Regions from separate parts of the Homo sapiens genome. Here regions 1, 2 and 4 are each linked to region 3. The links are chromatin contacts, found by Hi-C or POLR2A ChIA-PET in ENCODE. All regions are on one chromosome and are shown on one strand. The core of a region is the stretch at or near the end of the contact, and the rest is flanking DNA. Distances in the headings are between cores, read along the strand shown. Region 1 overlaps PTPRJ (protein tyrosine phosphatase receptor type J). Region 2 overlaps PTPRJ (protein tyrosine phosphatase receptor type J). Region 3 holds the start of MTCH2 (mitochondrial carrier 2). Region 4 overlaps PTPRJ (protein tyrosine phosphatase receptor type J).

Region 1 (2,937 bases), core at 321-2,820, 360 kb after region 3:
GGTCGTGTTCTGTTGCCCAGGCTGGAGTGCAGTGGTGTGATCACAGCTCATTGCAGCCTCAACTTCCTGGGCTCAAGCGATCCTCCTACCTTACCTGCCTGAGTAGCTGGGACTACAGATGTGTGCCACCTCTCCTGGGTAATTTTAAAATTTTTTTTTTGTAGAGATGGGGGTCTCACTATGTTGCCACAGCTGGCCTCCAAGTCCTGGGCTCAAACGATCCTCCCGTCTTGGCCTCCCAAAGTGCTAAGATTATAGGTGCAAGCCACCTCTCCTGGCTTGCTTCTTTCCCGTAAATTGAGGTGTGTTATTCCACTGCTTAAAAGCCTACATGGCTTCATATCGCTGTTAGTATAAACCCAAACAGTGGTCTGCAAGACTCTGAACCTTAGATCAGGATGATCAGACCCCTCCCTCCCCTCCACCCTCCGACCTCATCCTGGCTACCCACTCCCTGTTCACAGACTACAGTCACCTGGCTCTAGTACAACAGACACTTGAACCTACCCCGCCCCTCTCCCTCAGGGCCTGGTACTATCCTCCTCGCTCCTTCTTATCACTCAGGCCCCTCTATCCCATCATCCTCCTTCATTTCCTCCCATCCTTATCACCTACTCATTTCTGTCTGTCTCCCCACCTCTTGGATTATGAGTTCAGGGGAGTGGGACCCCCTATGTCTGATTTCCTTATGTGTAGGACAGAGCGTGCCTCAAAAGCATGCTTGCTTGGTGAATGAATTGAAAGAACCACCCTGACATGGAGCTGGTATTATCCACAGGTTACAATGGACTGGACCTCCTCTTCCAGTCCCATATAATTTTTTTTTTTTTTTTTTTTTTTTAAATTTTGAGACAGAGTCTCACTCTGTCGCCCAGGCTCGAGTACAGTGGTGATCTTGGTTTACTGCAACCTCTGCCTCCCAGGTTCAAGCAATTCTCGGTCCTCAGCCTCCCCAGTAGTTGGGACTACAGGCATGTGCCATTACACCTAGCTAGTTTTTGTGTTTTCGTAGAAACAAGGTTTCACCATGTTTGCCAGGCTGGTCTTGAACTCCTGGACTTAAGTGATCTGCCTGCCTTGGCATCCCAAAGTGGTGAGATTACAGGCATGAGCCATTGTACCTGGCCCCATATCACTTCTTATTATCTCATAATATTCTTACCTTTTGCAGTGACAGCCCCAAAGTGTGTGTGTGTGTGTGTGTGTGTGTGTGTGTGTGTGTGTGTGTTTGGGGTGGGGATCATAATAATCCTGCAGGTGGGGTTTAGCTCTGGTGAAAAGAGCACAGATCCTTTGATTTGGGTTTGAATCCCAGCACTTCCTCTTACTAAGCTGTGTGATCTTGGGACATTACTAACCTCTGTGAGGTTCAGTTTTTCTTGGCTGCAAAATGTAAGCACAATACTAATAAGTAACTGACAGATGCTGTGCTTCTGCCAGACACTGTACCCAGTGCTTTGTGTGTATTGGCTGAGTGAATCCTCATGACACCCTAATGAGGTAGGTCTCTTCTCTTCTTGCTTTCATTTTACAGGAGAGGAAAATGAGATGCAGAGAAGCTAAGCAACCAGCCTGAGGCCACACAGCCAATCAGTTGAGAGTCAGAGTTCAAGCCTAGGCTGCTTGCTGCCAGAGTCAGAGTGTTAGGTAGGACTTTATGAAATCATGCCCACAGGCCCCGGAACAGGTAGTGGTGCAGACACTTGGTAAACCGTAGTTACCCCTCCCACTTTGACATTTACTCTCCTGGTGACATTTAAGTTTTCTGACTGTTTTGTTGTTCAAGTTGGTGACAAAAGTACCAATTTCCTGCCTGCTCACTTCCAAACACAGCTTCTGTTGATGAGAACTAAGGGAGTACAACTTTTCAGGCCGGGGGTGTGCATGGTGTTTTGGGCCTTGGTGCTCAGGAAGTGTGGGCACTCCCTTAAATTTTTTAAATGGGCAAATGAGTGCATTTTCCTATTTAAATTTTTTTTTTTTTTTTTTTGAGACAGAGTCTCGCTCTGTCACCCAGGCTGGAGTGCGGTGGCGCCATCTCAGCTCACTGCAACCTCTGCTTCCCGGGTTCAAGTGATTCTTGTGCCTCAGCCTCCCGAGTAGCTGGGATTACAGGAGGCTGCCGCCACACCTGGCTAGTTTTTGTGTTTTTAGTAGAGATGGGGTTTCACCATGTTGGCCAGGATGGTCTGGAACTCCTGACCTCAACTGATCTGCCCACCTCGGCCTCCCAAAATGCTGGGATTACAGGCATGAGCCACCATGCCTAGCCTCACTCCCTTAAATTTTTAAAATGGGTAAATGAGTGCATTTTCCCATTTGAAACATTTTCTGCTTCAAATCCTTATTGAGCACTTTGTGCTAGGCATTGTGACTATGATCAGTATAAAAACCCCAAGAAAACAAAAAAACAAAAACAGTAATTCACTGTCCTGTCACCCCCAACTCATCAATCCTTTGCTTTTCCATAACTGGTTACCTGGGTGCTTTTCTTCGTTGTGATTATTTTTTATTGGAAATGCAGATTTGTGACTGTGATGGGCCTGAGGTCAGGTCACCTTGCTGAGGCGAGTTTCCTGGGCGGCTTTGCCCTGTTTTGATAAACAGAAGAATGAGCAGCTGGAGCTGCATTTCAAGTGGCTGCTTTAGTTGAGGCAGGCAGGCCTCAGTGTTTATGTGACACCGAGCAGCTTCAAAATGAGCTTGGTCATTTAAAAAAATTTATTTTTTCCTAGTTAGGTAACAGTGGTATAACAACATTAAAAGAAATGTAGAAACTAGAGAAAGGAAAAAAAAAAGCCCTTTATCCCCCCCATCACAAAACTATTATAATTTCAAAATAGTTACAAGTACAATGTATTCCAAGTGGCTTCTTATTTAAGATAATTATATTCACAGAGCAGGGACCGTTTCAGGTCCTTTAATGCTGAAAGGCTA
Region 2 (3,101 bases), core at 486-2,985, 380 kb after region 3:
GTGCTCTGTGTAGGACAGGGAAAGCACCTTGCAGAGAGCAAGGGCCCACTGGCTGCAGAGAGCCTGGTGGGTGATGGACCAGAGATAAGGGTGAGGGACAGTTTAGAGTGTCACAGTTTCTCATAGAGCTTTGGGCAGTGACACCAGTATTAGTCTCAGGACCATCATTGACTCCTGGTTAGTTTTTCTGTTTTCAAAACACTTTATCAGCTGTAAAGCACTTAAAAATGTAAATTAGTTCCTGCAAAAACAAAATGCACAAAAAATGATGGCTCTGCCAGGCTGGGTTGGGAGATGAATGTGTATGCATGTGTGAATGGATTCATTTCTGATGATAAAAATACTTTATGCTTATTTATGTGAAACTTGGAAAATAGAGGAAAAGTATAAAATTGAAACTAAAAGTCATCCATAATCCTTCTAAGTAGCTTTATCATTTAATGTTTTAGTATATTTCCTTCCTGTTTTTTTTTTTTTCCTTAATTCTGGGTGTATGCAAAGGATTTTGTAACCCTTTACATTCTGGAAACTGTTCAACATGACTTCTTTTTTTTTTCTTTCAACCAATTTGTGGAGAGTCCATTTTGCAAAGCCTTAGCACAGTGCCAAGCACAAGCTACACACCCGGGATGCTGCTGAATGCAGATGAGAGCATGCCAGCTCTGCTGAAGTTGGGGGCTGGGGGCAGTGGATGGCTGTGAGTGGTGTGAAGCCCCGGGCCACAGTGAAGACCCTGGAATGGCTGAGAGACTGGGATTCCAGGAGACCGAGGTTTGAGGGGAGGCTTTTCATTGTTTGATTAGCTCTTTTTTTCTTACCACATGTAAGTCATCATAATACTTAAAAAATTGCTGTAAAAAGCAGCTAATTAAAAATATAAATACAGTCTTTTTGGAGACTAGAAACAGTCACAAGAGAAGCAGTTTCAGTGAGAACCAGATCCTTTGTCAGTGTCAGCGAGGGGGAGGGGCGTCGGGGCCCAGCCAGCAAATCCTTCCCTCCGAACTGGGGGTGCGGAATGTGGCACTCCCTTTAGTTAGACTTGATGAGCTTTGGATTTGAGTAAGTGACAGCCCCTTTTATTTCCTGCTTTGTTCTCTCCCAGGTACCAGTTGACCACAGTTTTCATTCATGCAAATGGAAGCTGACAGCTGCCCAGGGAGGGTTAGATACCTGGGAGGATAGAGCAGAGGCCCTCCTTCTCCCCGACCCCTCGCCTCTGCAGGCTGGTGGGGAGGGGGGCAGGGGAGTCGAGTTACCCTCTCTCCACGCTTTCTTCTTGTGTATGTGTGCGTGTACGTGCGTGTGTGTGTTGTGTGTGTGTGTCTTGGGGGATGGAGAACCCCTCTCAGGAGGGCCTGTGGAAAGGCTGGGGTAAGTGGAGTGAGCCCGTGGGTCCTGCCCTTCCAGGCTGCCAAGAGTTTAAGTTGCTGCCTCCCGGTCTCTGTGCCCTTTTCCTGCCTGTGGAAGGCCCTCTCTCTGTTTAGGAACGTGGATGTGGCAGGGGCTGGGCGGGCACTTGGCCTTTATAACAACAGAAGAGGATTTTCAGTGACGAGGAAGCATCCCGCCCTTCTGGTTCCCTGTCTTCCACCTGGCCCCACTGCGACAGCCTCTCCAGGCCTCTGACTTCACTAGAATCTGCCCCTCCACCCCACCTTCCCCCGAACCCCACCTCCTTTCTCTGAGCCTGAGAGGAGTTAATTGTGTTAGAGTGCACTGAGAAACCTCCAGGAAGGGGCCCTAGTCCCTGTGTTGCCTGTTCAGCAATCACATTTGCTCACGTCTAGAAAGTACAATATAATGACTCAGGTTAAGGGGTGAAAAAATGTGGTGGACATTTTGCCAGGGTACTGTGTTAACTGTTCCAAGGTATCACCCTGTGTGAGACTCAGGAACATTCAGTGTTTTGGTTTCCCCCCTATTGTACTGAATGCCGGCAGCTTTCCCCTTCTAATTATTTATCTTAATAATTTGAGGAAAGTTGATTTGCTTTTTAAAAACTGGCATCCAAGCGTACCCTATCGCACTGCACACAGCTGAGAGATTAAGGCAGTTCTTTAGAATTCCTAGTCCGTGTTGTGTACACAGCGATAGGCTGGGGTAGTGGTTCTGGGTGCAACTGGGGACAGGCGAGGAACCATAAATTTGGCAGGAAAGATTTGTGTTGGTACCCTGTTATATTTGCTTTGCATCACATATTGTTTAAAAAGAGCGATATTTTCGTTAAAGGAAAAGGAACTGTGTATTTGAGATAAGAAGTAGAATAAAATGAAATGAATAGTTGGGTTTCGTCCTGTGGCCTTCAAAATGGCGTTATTTCTGAGATCCCTGTTTCTATGCTGTTCCAGTATTTATACGGAACTTATAAAATACAAAGTATAGGCATGTCCCGAGATCCTGGCGAGGCTGTAATTTATAGTGTTGTTCTTTTTCTTTTGTTTTACAGAGCTGAGTTTGGTGAAACTTCAGGAGGTTTTAGCTAGTGGCGATCCAAAGACATTAAATATTGCTTTGTGGGTACGTCTCCACCTTGCGTCTTACTTGGTGACTGTTCAGTGGTAGGCAAATGTCAGAACCCAGTATGCAAATGTGGAAGTGGACAGATTTGAGTCAGTTATCTCAGCTGGTGTTATGAAATACGGAAATTTTTGGCGTTGGTGGTGGAGGGCGTTGGCATAGGAGGCGTGAATGCTCTTTGTTTCTTGCTGTTATGGGAGTATCTCTTGATTGCCCCATCATCTTGTTTGGTGTGGCCCCGTTTCCTTCTAGAAGTTGAGTTCCCTGGGCTTGTGAGAACCCTTGTACATCTGCCTCCATTAAACTCACATTTGGAGATCTCGTAAATGAACGCAGTGCAGTCCGGGGGCAGAGTGAAGGCTCAGACTGCAGCCGGACATGGCTCAGTTACCCTAGGTGGGTTAGCAGCTGAGCAGGTACTGGTCTCAAAACCCTCTGAAGCGAAGCTGCCTGTCGATTCCACAGTTGCCAGCTTCCAGCATGGAGCTTCTGGAAGTATCACGGACTGAGTTGGGTCCCAATGCTGGATGTCCCTACTCTTCCTCCTGCCCCTCCCACGTTTGGATGGGCAAATGCACTAA
Region 3 (2,894 bases), core at 95-2,594:
ACATGCTGTCACCTCCGATGCTATCTAGCCCCAAATGTGCCAATTCTGTTTTGGATGTTACAGTACATTCTAATCAGTCTTTGTTCTAAGTACAAAGAATTTATTTGCAATAGCCTTTAACATATGGAATCTGAATTCACACAGGTCTACTCAGCAAGAAATAATTTGGATTCCCAACAACTCAAGAATAAGAAATGGGGCCCTCTCTAGTGTCTTGCCTATTTTTTACAGAAAAGTAGACGGCGAGACAGGGGTTCTAAAAACTGTTCCATTCCTAGGCACAGTGCATGAGGTAATTATGTCAACTCTCAGTAAAAGCATAAAAAAAAGAATGACCTGCCCATTACAGGGATATAGCAAAGGAACTGGAAACACTAAGTCTATCACTTACTTGGCCTACCTGCATGTGAATATAAAATACCATGTAATAATTATTTGACAGTAGATTAGAAACTAACTCCCATGTTTAAACTCGCTAAAACTCAGCTTCACTAATTTCCAGCTCTGACAAATGTGATTTTCATTGTCAGGAGCCACATGGGCCGCTGCTGGAAAGCGCTCAATGCATCCTTCCGAAATCTGACAGAGCAACCCCTTCATTAACACTTCTGAATGAGCTCCTTGTGTTTCTCTCAGTATCTGGTGCGAAAACCTCGGAACAGAAAAGCAGTAGTAACAGTAGCATAAAAAGAAAAAAAAAAGGAATAAAAAATAAAATGTTGGTTCCCACCTAACTTCACATTTGTCTTCAACTGAGTATTTCGTGTTTTGCGTCTGAGATTTTGGGGGGAGTAGTGGTGAATGTGAATTTCGGAGGGGCGAGAGGGAGGGTTCGGAAGCCTTTGGTGGCGACCGGCCAGGATCCACCTCAGTGACGAAGAACCAAAGTTCAGAGGATCCGCCGGGCAGGGCAGGGCCGGGTGGCGGTTGGCTAAGGGAGGAGAGGGCCTCAACGCTGGGCGGCGAGGCGAGGGCTCGGCGAGGCCCCCAAGCGGGGCCGCGGGACTGAGGAAGCTGTCCCTGCGGGGAGGTAAAGGGCAGCGGAGGAGCAGCAGCATCTCGGGAGAATGAAAGGCCCGCAAGGCTGAGCCGATCCTCAGGCGCCCTGAGCAGCAGCGACCGAACGGGGCGCCGGGCGGGGTAGGGAGCGGCGACGCCTCATACCTGGATGAGCACTTTCACGTACATGAGCGGCTGGGACAGGATGGTGAGACCGGAGCCCAGGAGCACCTGACTGGCCGCGTCCGCCATGATGGCACCCGCGGGCGGACGGACAGACAGACGGAGCCACCAAGCGACCCGGTGAGCCGGTCCTAGGTCACGTGCCAGGGCCGCCGGTTTCACTGGCCCGCCCGCGGCGCGCGCGCACGCACGCAGCAGCACGCGCCTCTCCGCCCAGTCCCCGCCCCCCCGTCCCGCCCCGAGAAACGGCAGGCGCTCGCGAGGGGGCGCTGAGGTCGGGGCGGGGCTTAAGGGACAGAGGCGCATGCGTTCTGCCGGGGGCTCGCCCTTCACCAGGAATGACGGTTTCTCTTGCACATGCGCTTCCAGGCCGCAAGTGTCCGGAAACAGAAGAATGGGAGTGTCAGTGGGGGAGTGTGACCGTGACGGCAGAGGCAAGGTCAGAGGACTGAAAAGAAATTGAAAAGGATTCTTCATTATGCTTCATCTCTGCACTTGCCTTTTGGGCATCATCAACATAGGATTCAAAAGATACTCAGCATCAGAGCCGTAACAGTCTCGTGACTGACAAACTCTAAATAAGTATAGCAAATAATGAATCCGCTAGCGAGTGGCTTTTCATTCATTTATTCGTTTGATTAATGTTATCTTTTCAAAAAAACCTTCTCTGACCATTCTAAAATTACCTCCCCCTTTTCTTTTTCTTTCTTTTTTTTTTTTTTTTTGAGACGGAGTCTCGCTCTGTCACCCAGGCTGGAGTGCAGTGGCCCGATCTCAGCTCACTGCAACCTTCGCCTCCCAGGTTCAAGCAATGCTCCTGCCTCAGCCTCCCTAGTAGCTGGGATTACACGCACACGCCACCACGCCCGGCTAATTTTTGTCTATTTAGTAGAGACGGGGTTTCACGATGTTGGCCGGGCTGGTCTCAAACTCCTGACCTCGTGATTCACCCGCCTTGGCCTCCCAAAGTGCTGGGATTACAGGAGTGAGGAGCCATCGCGCCTGGCCACCTCCCTCTTATTTTCTCCCACATTGTGCCCCGTCGTAGCATTATCACTGAAATTATGTCTCCTCCACTGGAATGAAAGCTCCATGAGTTCAGGAACCGTGACAGCCTCTGTTCACGGTTGTGTTTTCAGTGCCCAGCACATACGAGGTGCTCAATAAATATTTATTGCACAAGTGAACAAATACTTCAGTGCCTACCAGTCTACAGGCTATCAGAGGCAAAAGTGAAAAAGGCATTGTCCCTGCTCCTTCAGCCCCAGCTCACGTGTTCTATCAAACAACATTTGGTGAATCTGAGCTTGGAGCAGAGTGAAGTACTGTAGGGGAAAGACTTGGATTTGGATCCTGGCTTTTCCACTGCATCCATTTGTCATTTTAGCTACTTTAATTTCCAGTTTTTGTATCTAAATCTAACACTACTGTGTATCTCTCAGGGTTATTATGAGCATTAAGTGAAATTATGCATAGGAAAGGGTTTTTTTTAAAAAACTTTATATTGAAATACAGATATTGGCTGGGCACGGTGGCTCACACCTGTAATCCCAACACTTTAGAAGGCTGAGGTGGGTGGATCACCTGAGGTCGGGAGTTCAAGACCAGCCTGACCGACATGGTGAAACCCCATCTGTACTAAAAGTACAAAAATTAGTTGGGTGTGATGGCGGGTGCCTGTAATCCCAGCTACTCGGGAGGCTGAGGCAGGA
Region 4 (3,099 bases), core at 445-2,944, 410 kb after region 3:
AATTTTTGTACTTTTAGTAGAGGCAGGGTTTCACCATGTTGGCCAGGCTGGTGTCGAACTCCTGACCTCATGATCCGCCCACCTTGACCTCCCAAAGGGCTGGGATTACAGGCATGAGCCACCGTGCCTGGCCAGGAAATTATATTTTTATGAGAAATATTCTGTTGTTTAAATTCTGGCACCTCGTTCTTTTTTTTTTTTTTTTTTTGAGACGAAGTTTCACTCTTGTCGCCCAGTCTGGAGTGCAGTGGCATGATCTCAGCTCACTGCAGCCTCTGCCTTCTAGGTTCAAGTAGTTCTCCTGGCTCAGCCTCCCGAGTAGCTGGGATTACAGGTGCCTGCCACCACGCCTGGCTAATTTTTGTATATTTAGTTGAGATGGGGGTTTCACCATGTTGGCCAGGCTGGTCTTGAACACCTGACCTCAGGTGATTTGCCCGCCTTGGCCTCCCAAAGTGCTGGGATTACAGGCGTGAGCCATGGCGCCCGGCCCTAGTTCACAAAATATATATGGCCAAACAAAACATGTCTGGGGCTAGACTTGGACAGGGGGCCCCATTGTGCAACCTCTTATATAGCAAATTAGAGTTTACCAGGAAGTTTCTGCCCTTCAGGCCCTCTGCTCTCACAGAAACTCTATGAAGGAGAGGTCATCTTGTCTATGTTTGTAAGAAGTCACATTGAGAGAAATGACATCTTAGCTCCTCTTATGTGCCAAGTAGTTTGTCTGCGTTATCTTCTTAGATTGGCTCCATCTCTCAGGTGAGGAAACAGACTTGGAAAGGTGAAGTGACTTGCCCACCTAGTTAGAAGCACATCATCTTCTGATTCCTGTCTCATTTCATTTCACCGCTTGTTTGCCCTCTCTGTGGTCTTGCCCACGGACTTGTAGTCCCTGATGTACGCCAGGCCTCTCACAGTGTGGCCCCCGGGATTCCCTTTTATGAAAAAAAGTTGAGCATGAGCTGTAAGTTAGAGTAGGTTTTAATTCTGTCCTACCACGGAGTCTGTTTTATATGAGAACAAGTTATTTAACTCCTCTGAGTGTTAATTTCCTCATTTTTTTCCTTTCTTTCTTTTTTTTTTTTTTAAAGGGCCAGTCCCCATTCTCACAGGGTGTTTGGAAGGAGTAACTGAAGGGGGGTATATAAAGCCGCTGGCAGCCAGGCATGGTGGCTCACGCCTGTAATCCCAGCACTTTGGGAGCCTGAGGCAGGCAGATTGCTTGAGTCTAGGAGTTCAAGACCAGCCTGGGCAAACATGGTGAAACCCTGTCTCTATAAAACATGCAAAAATTAGCCAGGCATAGTGGTGCATGCTTGTAATCCCAGCTACTTGGGTGGCTAAGGTGAGAGGATTACTTGAGCCAGGGAGGTTGAGACTGCAATGAGCTGTGATTGCGCCACTGCACTCCAGTTTGGGTGATGCAGTGAGATCCCATCTCTAAATAAAAAAAAAATAAATAAAGCCCCTAGCATGGTGCCTGGCACATGGTAGGCCCTCAAAAGATGACCCTCCAAAGTGGCCAGGACTCACCATGCATTCAGGGAATATGGATTCTTTTGGTGGCAGCAGGCTGCATTTTTGCCTGGCTGAATGCCTGCAAGCATGGGAACTTTTGATGCAACAGTAATCCTTGGGGTCTGAAAGGCCCCAAATCTCCCGCCAGATCTCTGAGGTTAACATCCAGTCAACCTTTTGCTTTTCATTCTTGGCCTCTTTCCTCCTCACCTCCACCAGTGTGACAGTCATATCCTCTCTATGTTTCTGGTAAGTTCTGGCCTTGAGGGCTGGTCTTATGACTGACAAGTGAAGAGCAGTGCCACCCTCTACTCCACATTCTCAGAAGCGTCTCTAGGTTCCATACTTTAAGGCAGGCTAGCTTCCAAGGCATACTGACAGACATCCCTGTGCAGTCCTGGGGGCACGAGGGTCCCATTCCACCCTGGGGCTTCAGGGTCAGGTGAGGAAGGTAGATCCCTGAAGTTGGGTCCAGAAAAGGCCACTGGGCTAGCCTGTCTCTCGTTCTGGTCACTGACCTCAGGATCCAGCAGGACGCTGCTAGCTTGCTTGGCTCAGCTCTGCGAGTGCTGGGAGCAATAAGCAGTGCTGAAAACGCGATGCATTTCAACCCAAAGCACTCTGATCCCTTTCCAGGCTTTGGGAGAATGTTTTTTCCAGCTCGGTTACTTGCTGGCATGCATAGGTCAATATACAAGGTGTTCTCAGAGAAGCCGGAGCTGAATGTTGACTTTTGTGCTCCCTGGGGTGTGTTCTGGGGAGGAAGTGGGTTTTCAGGTTGTGGTGCGTGTAGGATGTGGTCTGGGATGATTAGTATCACACACTGTGGATAAAGTTAACACGCATTGTGGAGCTTTTTTCCTCTTTTGTACTTTTGGGCGAAGGTGCCTCAAAAGCAGCTTTGTTTATCAAGGAGGTGCCCTTGATTCTGTATGCATTTTTAACATCTGAATAGAAGTTAGACGCACACATAATTGCTTTACTTGATGCAGTAAATACGTTTCAGCCAGATAATCCATAAGACCCTAGTTCAGATCCTGACTTTGATCCCTCTTAGTTGTGTGAGCTCTCACCAGTTTACTTGACCTCACTCTCTGAGCGTCAGATTCCTGAGTGTAAAATAGGTACAAAAACTCAGATTGTTGTAAGGTTTCAGTGAGTTGTTGCGTGTAAAGCATTTAGTATACAGTTCTTGTCACAATGTTTAGTAATGGCAGCTATTATCTTAACTATTAGAGCGGCAGTTTGGCGTGGCACTAATAATGATGATGGTGACAGTTTCACTGAGTGCTTACTACCTCAGCTATTCTTCCAAGTACTTTGCATCACTTAGCTCATTTAACCCTCACAATAAAGCGATAAGGTAGGTGCTGTTCTAATCTCTGTTTTACAGATGCTAAAACTCGGCAGCCAGGTGTGGTGGCTCATGCCCGTAATCCCAGCACTTTGGGAGGCCGAGGTAGGCGGATCATCTGAGGTCAGGAGTTCGAGACTAGCCTGGCCAAAATGGTGAAACCCCGTCTCTACTAAAATACAAAAGAATTAGCTGGGTGTAGTGGTGCATGCCTATAATCCCAG

The links. A loop is a pair of places that touch in the nucleus more often than their neighbours do. ChIA-PET counts read pairs that join two places held with the same protein, here RNA polymerase II (POLR2A). Pooled maps may share reads with other maps.
Region 1: a loop to region 3 is called in a map of CD4-positive, alpha-beta T cell, with 6 times the contacts of the local background. The contact joins the enhancer-like site here to the promoter of MTCH2 in region 3. A Hi-C loop is called at or near these places in 1 of 168 maps with a recorded cell type or tissue (CD4-positive, alpha-beta T cell), 2 of 37 single-sample maps with no recorded cell type and 11 of 50 pooled maps.
Region 2: a pooled map shows a loop between it and region 3 (7-fold over the local background). The contact joins the enhancer-like site here to the promoter of MTCH2 in region 3. A Hi-C loop is called at or near these places in 3 of 50 pooled maps.
Region 4: a map of PC-9 shows a loop between it and region 3 (18-fold over the local background). The contact joins the enhancer-like site here to the promoter of MTCH2 in region 3. A Hi-C loop is called at or near these places in 1 of 168 maps with a recorded cell type or tissue (PC-9) and 7 of 50 pooled maps. POLR2A ChIA-PET finds 5 or more read pairs at or near these places in 2 of 52 experiments (BJ and activated T-cell).

What each region holds. Positions count from the first base shown.
Region 1 is chr11:48,000,166-48,003,102 of GRCh38, forward strand. All of the region lies in intron 1 of PTPRJ (protein tyrosine phosphatase receptor type J), which reads left to right. Among named protein-coding and RNA genes, the nearest start is that of PTPRJ, 21 kb to the left of the region's middle. Within about 2 kb of position 1,571, at least 14 of the 41 ENCODE cell types and tissues checked have a DNase peak (open chromatin) inside an H3K27ac peak, as active enhancers do; they include CD4-positive, alpha-beta T cell, where a contact is called at or near this core.
Region 2 is chr11:48,017,708-48,020,808 of GRCh38, forward strand. The region is part of intron 1 of PTPRJ (protein tyrosine phosphatase receptor type J); the gene reads left to right. Among named protein-coding and RNA genes, the nearest start is that of PTPRJ, 39 kb to the left of the region's middle. RefSeq lists a silencer at 1,669-1,718 and an enhancer at 2,799-2,858. Within about 2 kb of position 1,736, at least 13 of the 41 ENCODE cell types and tissues checked have a DNase peak (open chromatin) inside an H3K27ac peak, as active enhancers do.
Region 3 is chr11:47,641,215-47,644,108 of GRCh38, forward strand. It overlaps MTCH2 (mitochondrial carrier 2), which reads right to left and starts at 1,345. Exons shown (of 13, transcript NM_014342.4): 1 at 1,165-1,345. The coding sequence starts at 1,251. RefSeq lists a silencer at 1,266-1,535.
Region 4 is chr11:48,053,742-48,056,840 of GRCh38, forward strand. All of the region lies in intron 1 of PTPRJ (protein tyrosine phosphatase receptor type J), which reads left to right. Among named protein-coding and RNA genes, the nearest start is that of MIR3161, 41 kb to the right of the region's middle. RefSeq lists an enhancer at 2,584-3,085. Within about 2 kb of position 1,695, at least 12 of the 41 ENCODE cell types and tissues checked have a DNase peak (open chromatin) inside an H3K27ac peak, as active enhancers do; they include PC-9, where a contact is called at or near this core.